Linked DNA regions of Mus musculus: region 1 is linked to region 2. A link is a loop called in an ENCODE intact Hi-C map of the cell type or tissue named here. Cell type or tissue: heart. All regions are shown on one strand. Each heading gives the region's core, and the rest is flanking DNA. Links, peaks and the distances in the headings are about the cores only.

Region 1 (8,893 bases), core at 514-8,513, 770 kb before region 2:
TGCCATCCTTGATCTAGATATACATTAAAGGATTTATTAATGTATATGTAAGTACACTATGCCTGTCTTCAGACACTCCAGAAAAGGGTGTCAGATCTCATGACCAGTGGTTGTGAGCTACTAAGTGGTTGCTGGGATTTGAACTCAGGACCTTTGTAAGAGCAGTCAGTGTTCTTAACTGTTGAGCCATCTCTACAGCCCCAATCTAGATAATTCCAATCACTGCCCTTTAGCACCATTTCCCAAAGAGCCCCTACTTCCCAAATGATTCACATCAAATCATCGTTATCTAAGTTCAACCCATGTGTGTTCAGCAACTGGCCAGCAAGAACGACGCTGCAACAGGATCCTTCTGCACATGTTTATTGGGAGAGCTTGATTGCAGAGGCGAAGAGACCCGTAGCCCAGAACTGGTGCTGCTTATATAGGCCTAAGAGAGGCGTGTCTCACACCTGGATTGGTTATGCACTAAGCCTAATTTGCATGTTCCTCATCTGATTGGCTACTCTCTCTCTCTCTCTGTACCTCACAGAGCCTCATTATCATACTCATTTGCATGTCTCACATCTGATTGGTTATACTCTCAAAGCCTCATTATTATGCCCGGGCCAGGCAGTGTCTTTGCAAAAAACTTTACTGCATATGTACACACTGGTTGTTTGTCCAAACTTATATATGGTGGCCAGCAGTAGTCAGCACCACTCTGCAACGGCACATGGTTTTAGAATAAGGACTGGCTTCCCACAGAGGGTGCTCTCTTGCCACATGCAAAGTTGATACTAAGGAGATATGGAAAGGACCCAGAGACTGTGTCTGTCCTTCAGGTATCTATAACAGTGCTGTGTGCTGGTAGAGGGATGGAGAGACAGAGAATGGAGTATAGGTGATGAACAGTAACTTTCTACTGTCCATTCGACTTTAGAAATAGAGACCTGGAAAACCAAGGCTTCGCATTCTTTTTATATTAGACTCTTGACTTTTTATGGTAGCCCATGCATCCCCTCTCCAACTGCCCCTTGTGGCCACCTCTGTTAAATCGAAGAGGTTTTGGCTCTTTCCTGAAGCTTCAACATCACGGAACTTATTACTGCAAACCAAGCAGCCCCAGCTCTGAGTGAATTCAATGGCTATGAACATACACAACAGCACATGGTTTTAGAATAAGGACTGGCTTTGAGGCTTGCAGTTGTCAGTTATCAGGTGACATGGCAACTTAGTGTTGTGACATTGTTTAGGGAATCACCTAGGCTGTCCCCTCCAAGCCTGGATCTGTATTGCCAAGAAAAGGAGCTGTTGTGCCCAGGTTCTGCACACTAGGGAGAAAGAGGAAGGCAAGTGTTCTTGCTCCTTCCAAACAATCCAGAACTCACCGAGTGTCCACTTTCACCTGCCTCATCAGACTGCGAATACGTTTAAAGGGGTGCTGGAAATGGGGTGTATGTGGTTGGCCAACCTGTGAGAAAGAATTGGAAGACAGATCTGGGGGGAATGATAGTGTTTGCCACAGACATATTCATGTTGGAAAGTGTTTCCTGGGTTGACAAAGCCTGGCCTGAGAAGTGAGACGGAAAGGGATAAAAATCCTGGTTCCGTTGCTTAGAGTTTGTGACCTTGGACAACCTAACTTAGTATGACCTTAGACATCACTTGTACAATGGGGATATGAATAAACTCTATTATTGGCATTGTGGAGATTAAATGTAAATATGTCAAATGTGTCACACATGGCTTATGAAACCATGCTCACATTTGGCTGAGGTGACATGAGATTCAAATGGCTGTGTTTAATGCCTACGCCTTCCTTGAGTGAATGGATCTCTAGAGCAACATCTTAAGAACTTGGAATTCTCTGCCGCCATGCTCATGATCCAAGATGGCTGCTTGAGTTCCAGTCGTGGCCACATTTTAGCCAATTAAAAAGGACAGAAGAAAGTTACATTCTTTTCTTTTATGGACAGCGGGTGGCACTCAATGTTTCTCTTCCTACCTACTTGACAAGAATTTATTCAAATGGCTATACTTACCTGAAAGGAAAGTTTGCAAATACAGTCTCTATCCCAGGTATCCCAGGGTGTATGCCCATTACTAAGGGGGGGAGAGAGAGAGAGAGAGAGAGAGAGAGAGAGAGAGAGAGAGGGGTTAGGGTGGCCACCCCGATTTAGCTTACAATGTTGGCTTCTGTGTGCACTCTTCCCCAACACACAGAACCAAGTTCACGGCACAGGGCTGTATATATGGGGCTCATTCAGGACTTACCTTGCCTCAGAGTCCAAGATTTCTGTACTCAGGTCCTGCCAATCAGGGTAGGGTGTGGCTTCATGTGATTCGGTGGCCAGGGACAAGTTACACATCCCTGTATACCCAAACTCAATGTTCTAAAGAGGGAAAGGGTAAGGTTTTTGGCAGATGTTGGCGAGAGCTCTGTTCATTCCCTGGCTCACTCTCTGCTTCTGGACATCTCAGCCTGTCACGTGTGTTATTTGTAATATATATATACATACATACATATACATATACATCATATACATACATATACATACATACATACATATACATCATATATATATATATATAATGTAGGGATGGTCTAGAACTCACTGTGTAGTCAAGGCTGACCTCGAACTTGTGATCTTCGCCACTATGCCTCTGAAGTACTGGGATTACAAGTGCACAACACCATGCCCAGCTTCAGTCTTAAAGTCAGAGGTTTCCTTACGATATTTGCATCTGTACTTAGGGGCAGTTGATGTTTAACAGCCTTTATGGGGTGTGGGTGCCTGTGCAGGCCATGAGACATTGGATCCCCTGGAACTGGAATTACCGGTGGTTGTGAGCTGCCTGATGGGCGTGCTGGGAACCGAACTCTGGGCCTCTACAAGAGCAGCAAGTGCTGTTCATTCATAGCTGCTGTCGATTCAGCCTCCACATTTTTCTGTTTGTTTTGTTTTGTTTTGTTTTCCTGAAACAGGGTTTCTCTGTGTAGACTTGCCCGGAACTTATTCTGTAGTTCAGGCTAGCCTCAAAATCAGAGATCCACCTGCTTCTGCCTCCCCAGTGCTAGGATTAAAGGATGTGCCACTGACAGCCAGCTCACACTTAATTTTTAAAGTAAGTAGTTGGCCCTCTTCTCCTTTCTGCATCTTCTGCCCCCACCCCTACTTATAATCTTGAGAGCATAGGGCCCTAACACCTAAAGCCAGTTCGTGGTGCTTCCCTTGTTAAATCTGCGTGTTGCCTGGCACTTGATTTTTTTAAGCTCGATGTTTCACAAACTTTGAGCTCAAACCTTCTGTTCAGCAGTGTTTCCATCTGGAGGTAGAGACAGCAAGCTACAGGAGAGCCAATTATCTCATCGGGAGACCCGTGTGTCGTTGTGAAAACATAGAAGGGGGGTGGACTTTGAAAAGAGCAGAAGGAACGGTTTCTTTTCATGGCTTAGGATGAGCTAACGTCCTAACATTTGGTTGGCAAAGCTCTGTGGTGGCACTGGCACGGCAGTTCGGAGCAGTTCGGACAACCTGGGGAGCCCTAGGGAAGAGTGCAAAGAAAGAGATGGGGCTCCAGTCAGACTCACTGGATCCAGTGCTGGGAGAGTCTTGGTATCGCTGTGCCTCGGATTCCTTGGCTGTCTGTAAATGATGAAGCTCTCTCTCACTAGGAGCTGGTGAGAAAGTAGGTTGACTTACAGAAATTTTGCACCGTGGCACCTCACCAGAAAGGCTCAATACACCAGCATCCGAAGTCTCTTTAAGAATCAAAGTTAGAGGGCTGGTGAGATGACTCAGTGGGTAAGAGCACCCGACTGTTCTTCCGAAGGTCCAGAGTTCAAATCCCAGCAACCACATGGTGGCTCACAACCATCTGTAATGAGATCTGACTCCCTCTTCTGGAGTGTCTGAAGACAGCTACAGTGTACTTACATATAACAAATAAATAAATCTTAAAAAAAAAAAACAACAACAGCCTTGTTAAAAAAAAAAAAAAAGAATCAAAGTTAGAGACTCAGAGCTAGGACTTGATGACGGAATCTTTAGAGTTTCCTGAGAGGTGATAGGGGTGTCACTGGTGACTGGCTTTTGCTGTCTTTAGTGAGGAGGGACTGAGTAGGAACCAGGTGGTCGCAGTTTCTCTCTTCCAACTGCTAGGAAATGATAGCCTCACTGTCCCTACACGGAGTGTCTCTTTCCAAGACATATTCATCCCGTGGGCCCTCTCCAGGACCTTTCTTTGTTCTTGTCCTAGGCCAGCCCACCCAGGGGTGGCTCTTCTTTGTACCTCACAGTTTCTGGATCTATTTGCGGGATGGGGAGGGAGCATTCTGTGCGCATGCCTAGCCTTGCAAAGATGGCCTTCTCAGCTTTGCCTGTAGCCCAAGCACGGCTACTGTCTTTGGGTTCATTGCCACGCAGTTCCGTGCCGGATTGCTGTCTTTCCCGAGAACAGAATGTTTTGTATTTATTTTTCAACTCGGTTCCAACGCCACGATGAGACGGTGGGGCTCCAGCTGAAAGGGTTCCCGCTTCCTCTCCCCTGTCCCTCTGCAACAAGGTAGGGTCACGGGTCAAGCATTTCCGGTTACCTGACTGCTTTTCCCTATTCTACACTACCGGTCTAGCAATCCATGCAATCCAAGACTTACAGCAGATGGCGCCAAACCCCGCGTAGAATAGATGTTTTGTTTTTCTCTGGGTACCCTGTCAGAACCATGATCTGCCCGTCCATGTTTCATGCCCAGGTTCCGACTCTACATCACTACCGTTCCATTTGTGGGTATATTTTTTTAAGCAGAAGGGTCCTTAAAAACGGCATGGTAATGCTGTGTATGTCCATCAGAAAACCTAGGTTATGTGACTGATCTGAAGGCCGTGTATACAGCGTGGATGCGCTGCACACAGGAGTGACCCACATAGCACTCAATTTTCCGTTGGTGATACAAAATGTTACTATGTGTCTTGCAAAAATATGTTAAATGTGAGTAATTTAAACATGAAATATCAGCCTGCCAATTGCGTGTTTGAATGTGGTGGCTAGGTGGAATTGCTGTGCAAAGTTATAAGGGTTGCCATCAAGCTTGTCATAGCCCCGGAAAACTGCACAGAGCAGAGGTTTAGGACTGACCTGGATCCCAGAACAGTAGTCTGAAAGGACTTACCATTTCATTTTTGTAAGTCTTTGCGTGGTGCGTGCCTGCGTGTGTGTCCGTCTGTTTGCTTGTTTATTTATTTATTTATGTATTTATTTGACACATTTAGATTGTTTCTACCATGAGGTGCAAAACAAGAAAGGAAAGTGAGAATCGAGAGGAGCAGAAGAGAAAAGATAACCAGACAAGCTCTGGACAGAAACCTACTCCGTGGTTTCTTCCTCAAAGCCGCTCTCTGCCCTCTTCGCCTTTTCACCTGGGCTCTGGCTTTAAGGCCTACAAAGCCGGCAGGTCCTGCAGCATCCCCTGTGGCTCCCCTAACAGCAAGGAGCTATCCCGGCGGGGGCAGGTGCGGCGCTCAGTGGACCTGGAACTGGAACAGTGCCGGCAGCAAGCCGGCTTCCTGGGGATCAGAGAGAAGGGGGAGTCCTTGCCTTTGGCCCCAGATGCTGACTGTGTTGCTGATGGGGGAGGGGTGCTGGAACCCACCCCCGAGGAGTGGAAGCAGGTGAGTGTGGCCAGGTGCTGCTTCTGAGAGTTTATCTGCTGTAGGGGGAGCGAAGAGATCAAAACTCCTGTATAAATGCAGGTGGTTTCCTGAGGCCCCACTTTCTATAAGGAATTAGAAAACCCCAGGACACTAACTTTTGTTTAGTAACTCATGTTGACGTTTTGTTATGAATGGGGAGAGGTTGCTAGGGACCGTTGCCCAAGAATACCTGTTTCAGGACTTGGCTTCAGCTGAGGATGCAAGTTAGGTGCCACTTAAAGGATACTTTCCCATGCAGCAAGCTGGCAGCTCCCGCACAAGGTCAGAACTAGTCAGTAGCTTCTGTCCTCTCTTTTCAGAAAAATAAGGGCTTCCCCAGATCTCTAAAACTATGTCCTTTACCACACCCAGCTGCTGTTTAGTTAGGGTTTCTATTACTGCGCTGCAGTACCATGACCAAAAATAACTTGGATGGAAAGGACTTATTTTGCTCACACTTCCACATCATAGTCTGTCACTGAGGAAATTCAGAGCAGGAACTCAAGCAGGGCAGGAACCTGGAGGCAGGATCTGATGGAGAGGCCATGGAGGGATGCTGCTCACTGATCTGCTCCTGATGGAATGATCAGACTGTTTCCTAATGTACCCTGAACTACCTGTCCAGGAAAGGTGTCAGTCCCTGTGGGATGGGTCCACCCTTAGGAATTGTTAGTCTAGACAACAGTCCAGACTTGCCTAGAGGCCAATCCTACTGATACATTTCCTGAACTGTGGTCCCCTCCTCTCTGAGAACTCTAGCTTGTGTCAAGTTGACATAAAAATACAGGCACACCTGGTAACCAGGTTGGAGACGATGTTGGTGGTTTTGGGGAAGTTATATAAAAATTTGATGGTGGAGTCATTTGTCATCTATAAAAATGGCGTTTCATAAGGTTCATCCAATAAAGAAAAGAGTTCAGGCTGTTTTAAGAGCTCAAGTGGGCAGAAGTAGCCACTGTCTGGACAAAGGAGGGCAAGAAGCACACATCACATTCTCCCAGAGTTATTGCTCTGGGCTCCAAGACCAACTTATACTTGAAGTTTAAAATGAAGTTTTGCAATCTGTGACCCACTAATGTGCAGATACTTATAAATCAAGTGCATTTTCCTTAAAAGTACATTAAGAGGGTATTCTGTATCATCATCCTAAACCCATAGTTCCTCATTGTGCCAGACACGCAACGTCGTTAACCTGAGTATGGACAAGAGGCTAGAACCCGAACTGCTGCCCCAGAACTCTCAGATCTTCTTCCTCTCAAGTTGGTTTTGTTCAGTGTTTTACCACAGCATAAAAAACAAACTAGAACAATAACATATAGTTATTATGTCTTCCACCATTACCAGGTCTTTGTAGAAGAATCAGGAAACTAAAAGCAATTAGGACATAGTTTATTTCTGTCTTTCTGTCTCTCTGTCTCTCTGTCTCTCTGTCTCTCTGTCTCTCTGTCTCTCTCTCTCTCTCTCTCCCTTCCTTCCTTCCTTCCTTCCTTTCTTTCTTTCTTTCTTTCTTTCTTTCTTTCTTTCTTTCTTTCTTTCTTTCTTTCTTTCTTTCTTTCTTTTCTCCCCCTTCCTTCCTTTCTTCCTTTCTTTCTTTCTTTCTTTCTTTCTTTCTTTCTTTCTTTCTTTCTTTCTTTCTTTCTTTCTTCTTTTGTAATCAAAAGTCTAGCTAGGAATCAGGGATTCCATCATACAGAAGAAAGATGGGAATAGCAATACAGAGAGAGCAAGCTGCATTCTCTGCTGTAGGATGTGGTGGGTGAAGGGAGGATGTCTCACTCTTGCATTCAAGGCCTTGAGCAGACTCCGTGGGGTGTGTCTAGCAAACAGAGAGGGCATCCTGACTCTTTTAATTGTGATTTAAACTTATAAAGCCATGGGGATATGAAGCAGAAATGTCTGCTATTTTCAGGATCTCTGCCTTCATTTTGGAGCCAGGGTGCAGGGGCCTGGGATACAGGCTCTGACTGAGGGTGTCAGCCCTGGGTACAGCTGTTGCCTGAGCAACACTACCTCTATTCCATGCTGCCCTTTCATGTAAAATTCACCAAGAGACCACATATGTGCTTGCCAGCCAATAGGCGCACACACTCACTTGTGAAATAGAACATTTGTAAGCTGCATGCCTCTGTTCCCCATCCTTGGGAAGCGGCGGCAGGAGGATCGATTGTTCAGAGTCATTCTCAGCCTGGGCTACACAAGACCCTGCCTCAAAACAAACAAGCAAGCAAGAAATCTGCAGCACTGGGAGTCTGAGGTAGGAGGGTCGCGGTGAGACCAAGGACAGCCTGGGTTGCTTAGAAAGACTCTGTCTCAAAACAAACAAACAAAAACTCAACCAAACAAAACTGCAACCAAACAAACAATAAAAGGATGTGGCAAATCTTTTAAAATTCAGCCTTAAGCACCCAAAATATAAACACAGTGGCTGGAGAGGTGACCCCGTGGCTAAGGGCATTGGTTGCTCTTTCATAGGATCCTGGGTTTGAGTCCCAGCACCTATATGCCTCTCACAATCATCTGTAATTCCAGTCCCATGAAACCCCACACCCCTCTGCGTGTACACGGCACACAAGCAGACATTCAGGCAAAACACCCATACACATTTAGAAATAACAACAAAGATAAACAAAGACTTCAAAATATAAACATGGGTCAAATATTGATTACGTAGGCATTTTTCACTTTGTCTTATTTTTCCTGTCTCTTCCTCCCTCCTCCACTTTCTCCTCCTCACCTGCTTCTTCCACCCACCCTCCTGGTGTTCTTGGGAATGGCGGAGTGGCTGTGAACCTCCTCTTCTTCCTAGGTTGTAGATATTCTGTGGAGTGATCCCGCGGCTCAGGAGGGCTGCAAGGCCAACGCTGTCCGAGGAGGAGGCTGTTACTTTGGGCCTGACGTGACAGAACGGTTGATGGAAAAATACAAGCTGCAACTCCTGATCCGTTCGCATGAGTGCAAACCCGAGGGCTATGAGTTCTGTCACAACCGCAAGGTGGGTTGAGCCGCTGCAGCTGTCTCTGTATCTGTGTCACAGGAGTGATTCCAAAAGGCTCCTGGGAGGTGCCTGGGGTTTGCTACCCACTTGCCTGAGGCAGCTGGGTACTTTATAAGTGTGGGAGTGCGTGTGTGCATGCGTGCCTGTGTGCATGTGTGCGTGAGTGCGTGTGTGTGTGTGTGTGTGTGTGTGTGTGTGTGTGTGTGTGTGTGTTTGTACAGGGCCC
Region 2 (8,893 bases), core at 573-8,572:
GTACAAAGATGCTGTTTAAATTTGGTTTTGCCATCGAATATCTTGGTTTTTCCACCTATAGTGATTGAGAGTTTTGCTGGATATAGTAGTCTGGGCTGGCATCTGTGGTCTCTTGGTATCTGCAAAACATATTTCGAGAATCTTTTGGTGCTTAGAGTCTCTGTTGAGAAGTCAGGTATAATTCTGATAGGTCTGCTTTTGTATGTTACTCAGCCCCCTTTCCTTGCAGCTTTTAATATTCTTTTTCTCTTCTGTACATTTAGTGTTTTGATCATTATGTGGTAGGAGGATTTTGTTTTCTGACCCAATCTATTTGGCTTTCTATAGGTTTCTTGTATGTTTATAGCCATCCCCTTTTTAGGTTAGGGAAGTTTTATTCTGATTTTGTTGATGATATTTCTGACCCTTTGAACTGGAAATCTTCACCCTCTTCTATTCCTAGTATTCCTATGTTTGGTATTTTCATTGTGTCCCAATTTTTTCTGGATATTTTGAGTTAGAAACTTTTTACATTTGATGGTTTTTTTTTTTTTTTTTGGCCAGTTAATCAATTTCTTTTATAGTGTCCTCCATGCCTGAGATTCTCTCTTCCATCTTTTTCTTGTATTATGTTGGCGATGCTTGTGTCGGTATATCCTGTTCTCTTTCCTAGTTTTTCCATCTCCAGGGTTGCCTCCATTTGTGCTTTCTTTATTGCTTTTATTTCCACAGATGGTGCTGTGTGCTCTGGGTTAGAGCAGGTCTCCTGGGAGGCAGAATGAGCTGTGAAGTGGAGGTGGGTGGTGATGAGATGATCATTAGTGCAGATGGAGATATGAACCAGAATGTATATATGTTATACATTATACACACATATACATTCTCTCTATACATATATTACACATAACTGCATTATATTATATATAATATATCAAATTTACCTATATGCTTTTCATACCTGGTTCAGCCACTCTAACCAACCCTCAGTGATCCTATTGTTGCACTTGTTTTGTTCACTCCCAGCCTTGGATGGTGCAACCAACACTTGGTGTCCTCTCTCGTATGTTATCCAGTCCTGAAGAGCTTCAGGGGAAAATCATAAACATTCCTATTTGGAATCAGGTAAAGTAAATCTTCATATCATTAAACAATGCCTGTGCACATCTTTGATCTGCATCTTCACAACTTACCACTATAATTCTAAACTTCTGTGGCTTTTCTCATATCATCACTGTTCACTAGATGAATTGTAAAGGCAAAAATGAAGGTGTGTGCATCTTTGTGTTCACAGTACCTACAAAGACTGGCAAGACATTGCAGAAATGTATAAATGGTAGTGGAGTAAAAAGAAAAATGGGTTTTAATGTAAAACACGTGTTTCAGCTGTTGGTATCTCCATTTATCAGTGTCATTTGGAGCAAGTGCATTAAAGATTTTGACTCCCAATTATATTCTAATACATCCAAGCTCTTAATTTGTTCTAATGTATGTGTTAACCAGAGAATTCAATTGCCTCAATCATTATGAGCCTCAAGAGGCACAATGCATTTGAACAACATTTCAAATGCTGAATGGTATTATGGAAGTGATCAATAATTAGCTATTATTTTCCCTAGGCCCACGACCTATCTCATTTCAGGTTCTTGGTCTCTTTAGCAGAATCTGACAGACTTCCATTTCGTGGAGTGGGTATTAAATTCAACCAGAAAGCAGTTGGTTACATCTATAAGATTTGTGCCGTGTTTGCATCAATATATCTTGCAGGCAGGCTGATCACTGTTAGAGGACATGAGATTTGTAGCTGGGTAATATTAATGCTTATCTTCCTCCTCTAGTAGCATGCAGAGAAGCTTACAACACCATAATGGATATTAGTCAGTAGGGGTGAAGCTTCTGTGAATACATATGAACTCACAAAGACTGTGGCAGCACGCACAAGCCAGATGGGGTCCAGGCACTGACAGGAGGAGTAGACACAGACTCTGACCCATAACCAAGAAGCTATTTACAGTTAATTCCTGATGGCAAAGGGAAAATCACTTTTCTCCAATGGAGTGTCACTGGGTGTATCAACCTCACTCTAGGTCAGGCTCTGGGCCCAGCAGTAGTTGTCCAATCCAAAGTGAACTGCACGGGGTTTTGTTTTTGTGTGTTTGTTCTATAAGCTTTTTGTTGTGTTTGTTTGTTTTGTTGTTGTGGTGGTGTGTCTGTATAAGAGAGGAAGAGGAAGAGGAAGAGGGAGAAGGAGAGGGAGAGGGAGAGGGAGAGGGAGAGGGAGAGGGAGAGGGAGAGGGAGATATGAATTTGTGTGAATAGGGAGATAAATAGGAACTGTGAGACATCGTGAGAGGGGAAATGTGGCCAAAATATATCATAAAAAAATTCAAATATATTTTAAAAATAAAAATAAATCTTAGCAAATGCTGATAAACATAAGAGCAATGACAGGTAGCTTTTCGGAGTAAAGACCCACTCTTTCTCTCTTTCATTACCTTGTTAGCATTTTTCCTGAACAAATATGCATATTTGATCAGTTATCTTTTTTTTCCCCTAACAGAACAAGAATAGATTAAAGGAGGCTAGGAAGACTCTCGAGAGTTAATTTATTTCCCTCTGTGGAAAAGTGCAGTTATTTCTGTCTCCTTATGTCACTGAGTAAATGCACCTCAGCGAACACAATGCAGGACAACTTTCATACTGAACACAACAGAATGTTGGTGTTGTTGTTTAAGGGTGTCATTATGTAGACAGTGCTGGCCTCAGAATTAGAAATCTGCTTGCCTCTGCTTCTGATGAAGTGCTGCGACTGCAGATGTGCGCCATCATGCCCAGGGACAGTTTGACTTTTATGCCTTTCAGTGTCTTCTATTTTTTTGGTTTGGGGACCACAATGGATTTGTGGCATCTGAGTCACAGCCTTGTACTAGTGAAAGACTTTGTCCCTGAATATTTATTTTATGTTCATTTTTATTTGCCTACCAGGCTGGTATTCCTGCATTCCACTCTTTCCTACAACTAAAGGCAGAAAACATTCATTCTCGAGTAAATAATTTTTTAGTAAGCTGGCAAAGTAGGTGTATTTACCAGTGCTCTATTCATGTCCACTCCTCCCAGAGCTGCTGTATTTCCCTCAGTCTGCCCCTCACACACTCTCCTCCACAAAGTGCTCTGAGTCCTCTCTGCTCTCATTACCAAAGCCTTTATCCAGCTTCTGAAAGAGCAAACGAATCCTGTTCCCTAACAATTTACATGTTGAAGCTTTATATCCCAGTACCTCAGAACATGACTGACTTTGGGGACAGAGTTCTTAAAGTGATGATGGAATTCAAACAAGTCTGTCAGAATGAACCCTAATTCAACTTAATGTCCTTAGAAGAGGGAGCTGGACACTTGTGATATAACTGCACAGGCAGAGGCCATGTGAATGCATGGCAGAGAAGGCAGATGGTCACTTACAGACCAGGAAGAGAGGTCTCTGGGCAACCCAAATCTATGAACACCTGACCTTAGACTTCCATCCTCTGGAGCTATATGAAAATAGTCTTTTATGATTTAGGCCATTCAGGTTATAAGGTTCTGTTAAATCATCCTGGTAAACAAATTTTGTCATGAAATTCCCAGCATCTTGTGTGATTCGGGTCTAGGAAAGAGGTAGAGAGCAAAGGTCAGAGAATGAAATAGTACACAGTCAAGAAAAGAAAGAGGGAAATTGGGGAAAAGTTTGAAGTAGATGTCAGTTCAGTTACTAAAGTAGATGTAGACTTTAGTTACTAAAATCTGGGCATCCAGAAGTGATTTAAAGAAATCTTCTCACCAGCTGCTTTCCTTAAGTGCTTGTAGAACCATGGTGTGGAAATCTTTTGATATTTTCTTATGTTCTTGGCTCTTACATTCTGATTCCACTGAGTTCATCATGCTCATTCCTGCTCTGAGAGTCAATCAATATGCTCGTCATCAAGGCTGCATTCCCCATCCTCACCCCCAGCTCCAGAGATTCTGCTGACTTAATCATTATTACTGCGTCAGGAATGCAAAGATGCAGTACGTGCGGGTGTATCTCTCTCTCTCTGTCTCTCTCTGTTCCTCTCTCTGTCCCTCTCTCTGTCTCTCTCTCTGTCTCTCTCTGTCTCTGTCTCTCTGTCTCTGTCTCTCTCTCTTGCTGTTTCCCTAAAAGTGTCACCTAAAAATGTCCTTGGATGTCTTAGTTTACATCTATAATTCTTGGTTGGTTCTGAAGGATGTACTGAACTTTAGAGTTGGACCTTCACAGAATAAGAACCTCCTTATAATATTCTTGCCAAGATGAAGTTTCAAGCTATCAGAGACTTTCATGAGAGCCCATTCAGCATTTCAGCGGACTTGGTTTTCATTTCGTTGCCTTAGTTGTGTCTCATGATCATTTATAAACTTGAGAACCTGCAGAGGGTAACTATGAATCAACCTACCTACCTGCTTGCTGCCTGCCTGTCTGCTTGCCTGCCTGTCTGTCTGTCTGTAATCATCTATTTCTTTATTTTGAATTTTTAATAAGGCCCCAATCCCCTATTAACCTGGGGAAAAAACAGGATGTGGAGGTCTTTAAGCCTTAGAGAACCTCCCTTCTTAGGTGTAGTTCAGCTTGTTCTGTTTTAGACTGACACCTGGTGGTCACACAGGATCAGCCACTGCCTGGACAGTGAAGAATTTTATCCCAGGGAAGAGTGGGCCACATTGTATGTTGCTCTTGCCAGCAAATACTCCAAAGCATGGGTATTTATTTTTCATTTTCTGTTGTTATATAAATCAAAGTGCCTGCTGGGATTTTACTATACTTCTCGAAAGATTTAAAAATAGGATATTTTGACTGAGCACTTCGGCTTTTCTAAATGTGTCTCAAGGAAACATGCAGACAGATTTATGTATAAGCATGTTTCTCAGTGTTATTTATACCCACGAATTTGGAACACCCCACATGTTTAAAAATACAGATTCTTAAAGTCGATGTTCCAGAACACTCTGCTTTTAAAACATGCATAATGACACAGAGAGATGTTTATAATCCACATGAAGTGTATACAGCTAATGCAAAAGCAAGTGACTCCACAGTTTTACTGTAGGGTTTCTGTATATTCCCCTCTTTTCAGGGCATATATCTAACAGTTTTTGAAAGCAAATCAAAGGAACCCAAAATGGTAAATATTTTATGTGCATCATTAACTGCATGGGAGAGTTCAGTCACATTTTCTTTTGAAAGTTATGAGTCCATTGCAACCTTTCCCCTGAAACTGGCGCATAGACATACCAATATAGTCTATTGGTGCAAAAGGTCACGAACAATGGCTTTGCTGTTCTGAGGCAGGAATAATCTGGGAAGCTCACACACACAGCTGCTTCTTTAGGCAGCTAATGGGTCTCGTGGCTGCATCAAAGCATGCTATTTCTTACGTGGCCCCAAAGATTCATTAATTTCTCCAATTAATTTGAGTTAGGCTTTTCTTCCATGCGTTGGTTAGGATGAGGAGGGAGGTGTGAACTGAATCACTGTGCATAAGGTTCAGTAAGCAGAACTGTATTTTAGCATTGAAGACCCCCCATCTCTTCCAGTACTTCTGGGACATAGATCTGACCATTTCAAACAATGCAAATGTATAAATAGATCACCTCACCTGCTTCACTGGTCCTTTAGCCTCAAAAAAGAAAGGTGAATTCAGCTCACAGTTTTTTGTTTGTTTGTTTTGTTTTTGTTTTTGTTTTGTTTTTGTTTTCTGAAGACCTGGAAGCAGCTGCCTAGGGTACCCAGAGCAGCCTGGTGGCTGGCCACACCTACCTGGAAGGGGCCGCATAATGCTTTGCAGCTCTCACATTGATTTGCTTAATACTCTCAGGCATGATTCTTACAGAATGCTTATTCTGTTTTAACATGTCAACCCTATGAACACCAGGCGGCTACTCCAAGAGGAAGATCAGTCCCTGCTAGCCCAATCCGCAGGTTGAGCTTGTCCCAGTGAAATGATACTGGCTTTTTCATTTAGTCAGTTGGTCAGCAAAACAGTGGCAACTATTGCAGAGAAGTTCCTGGTTCCCCATGCACAGGCATTGCATAGGGACTGGTAAACAGAGGTTTCCAGCTCTGGGTGGAAACACATTGTCCAAGCTTGGCATTGAATAACTTCTGCTGAATTCAGAGCAGCAGCAGCCTCCACATGACTATTTTCCATCTTCAAAGTCGTAAAAATATCTAAGTGGTGAACGTTAGCCAACATGAAAAGATAGGGATCCATCCTATAATCAGTTTCCAAATGCTGACACCATTGCATACACTAGCAAGATTTTGCTGAAAGGACCCAGATATAGCTGTCTCTTGTGAGACTATGTCGGGGCCTAGCAAACACAGAAGTGGATGATCACAGTCAGCTATTGGATGGATCACACGGCCCCCAATGGAGGAGCTAGAGAAATTACCCAAGGAGCTAAAGGGAACTGCAACCCTATAGGTGGAACAACATTATGAACTAACCAGTATCCTGGAGCTCTTGACTCTAGCTGCATATGTATCAAAAGATGGCCTAGTCGGCCATCACTGCAAAGAGAGGCCCATTGGACTTGCAAACTTTATATGCCCCAGTACAGGGGAACCCCAGGGCCAAAAAGGGGGAGTGGGTGGGTAAGGGGTTGGGGGGGTGGGTATGAGGGACTTTTGGGATAGCATTGAAAATGTAAACGAGGAAAATAACTAATTAAAAAAAAAAAGAAAAGATAAATGGGCCTGATCATGTACTATCTATCAAGACTTATAAAGTGAAATTTAACAATAGAATACTATGTGTGCTAAAACTTTTTATCTATAGAGTGTTTTCTTGTTTTGTTTCCCTCAATTTCAACTAAAATCACCACAGTGTCCAGCCATAGCTGTGACAATGTAGCTTAGGACAGTGACAGGCTTTCTTACCGTTAGGGATTTTAGCAGACTCTTTAGTTTGTATTTACATTTGTTTCCTGTTATTTTTCTCCCTCTCATGAAGATCCCTGAGAGTCCTCATCTGTCAGGACCCCTCCAGTGTATCCTCTGGTTGTAGTCATAACTACAGCCAGACTTCAGCCCTCATTAACTACTACACCCCAAGGATGGAAAGTTCTGGTTGGATCAAAATTAACAGCTGGCTGGAGAACCCTGATGAAGTTTGATTCTTAGTGATCTATTTTATTTGCATTTTATAATATTTGCTTTTAGCTAATGTACTATCCCAGACATTTAAAGGAACAAACATTAATGTTGCAAAGTATTGCTTTAATCTAGCCTTTCTCAGCTTGTGTAAACCACTTAAGATTCTCATGCTCTTTGAGATGTTATAAATTGCTGAGGTGGGTAGAAACAGAGGGTCCTAGGAACATGTTTTTCCTAAAATGTATTTACAATATATAAATAAAGAAGACATTGATTTTTGTTGTTATTTTGAGATAGTGTGTTTTAAAAAGAAAAAGTGTTTCAAAAGTTCTAAAACAGTTACATGAAGGGACCTTAGGCAAGGGCGAGTGCTCTGACACAGAGTAGGAGGACTACAAATGCATCTTTAGGTCAATGCAGGCAATCCCTTTGTGATGCTTGCCTGTGCTGCCCAGTATGTATTAGCAATTTCCCCACATACTCATGCTACATAATTATGTATACATCAATAAGTTCCTTATTGATTTATGCATGAGAGAAAAGAGTTAAATAAAGACATTTTCAATTGATTTAAATTGGCAAATTGGCCTTTGAAAAATGTGAATAATTGTACCCACTGGTTTGTTAAAAGTTAACAAGTCTGATGGGGCTGGAGAGATGGCTGAGTGCTCAAGAGTACTGCTGCTCTTGTAGAGGATAGGGGCTCAACACCTATATATATGGTGGAAAGCTACAGGGAACCCGACACCCTTTTCAGACCTCTGTGGACAGTAGATATGCTCATGCGTGTAGGCAAAGTACACATAGCATAAGATAAAATAAAAAAATGAATCTAATAAATTGTACTAAAATGTTTGCTTTTCATGACAACACAACGATCCATTTCAACAGCCCAGTGTGGAACCTACTAAATCCTGGCAAGTGTCACTTTGTGCCCTTATCTTCAATGTACACATGCGCACAGAAGGACAGTTTCAGAGGATGTTGTAATGGAAATAAAGGAGACTCGTGACTGGGTATGATGGATGCTTTGACATGAAAACAGCGTTTCCATCACTAACTTTAAAATGCAATTATTAAAAATGGAGGAACAGAAGTATAAATTATTCTTTATATTTGCTCTATTTTACCTTTGACCTTTTCTTGTGGGGCTGTAGGTTGTACCTGTTCAGGACAGTCCTGGTTTGATTCCTAATAAACCCATGGAGGGGCAAGGGCCAGATGAAGGGCTGGAGCCTTCAGATGCTAATGTGCAGTGTTTTGTTTATGTTATCAGGAGTGGTGTTGGAGGCTGAGAATCAGCCAGAGTTTTTAAGAGTAAGGTGAATGGAGTGTAGAAAACCCAAACTCAATACTCAAACATGAGAGTACTCTTAAAAACTGAACAACACAAGAGACCCTGAAGGATTTTCTTGCAATGAGACCAAGGCTAGAGATAAAAAGCACCTTGAATCTAGGGATTGGCACATGAGCTTGGGATCATTTAAACAGTTGCGATACAGATGCAGTAGGCAATGGTACTCTTAGATCCAAATCTCTTCTCTTCGCTATAGTAAATCAACCTTTCTTCCTGTTCCCACCATGGAAAGTTCACTCATTTTAACGGTGTTCACCATCTCATGCATCAACTGTGAAGAATGAATGAATACAGAGCCAGAAATACTTCAGCTTAGCATCCATTGCAGGTTGGTGCTCCATAAATATTACCAGGTACTAGCAAGCCGAGGGAGATACTAGACTGAATAATGCCAGATGAAGGTAGAGTAATGC

Evidence for each region. A loop is a pair of places that touch in the nucleus more often than their neighbours do. Peaks named below come from ENCODE experiments on the same cell type or tissue, not always from the same donor. Only the 100,000 strongest peaks of a DNase experiment are listed, where the experiment ranks them.
Region 1: a loop joins it to region 2, with 4 times the contacts of the local background. A loop is called at or near these places in 2 of 42 quality-filtered maps.

The regions. Positions count from the first base shown.
Region 1 is chr5:92,235,503-92,244,395 of GRCm38, reverse strand. Ppef2 (protein phosphatase, EF hand calcium-binding domain 2) reads left to right here. Exons shown (of 17, transcript NM_011148.4): 11 at 5,253-5,651; 12 at 8,479-8,664. Among named protein-coding and RNA genes, the nearest start is that of Ppef2, 16 kb to the left of the region's middle. In heart, for the core only: a CTCF peak has its summit at 4,644 (motif pointing right); no DNase peak of the experiment used is centred there; H3K4me3 peaks cover 409 bases; H3K27ac peaks cover 598 bases; H3K27me3 peaks cover 802 bases.
Region 2 is chr5:91,461,042-91,469,934 of GRCm38, reverse strand. No RefSeq gene overlaps it. Among named protein-coding and RNA genes, the nearest start is that of Gm42110, 16 kb to the right of the region's middle. In heart, for the core only: a CTCF peak has its summit at 4,635 (motif pointing left); no DNase peak of the experiment used is centred there.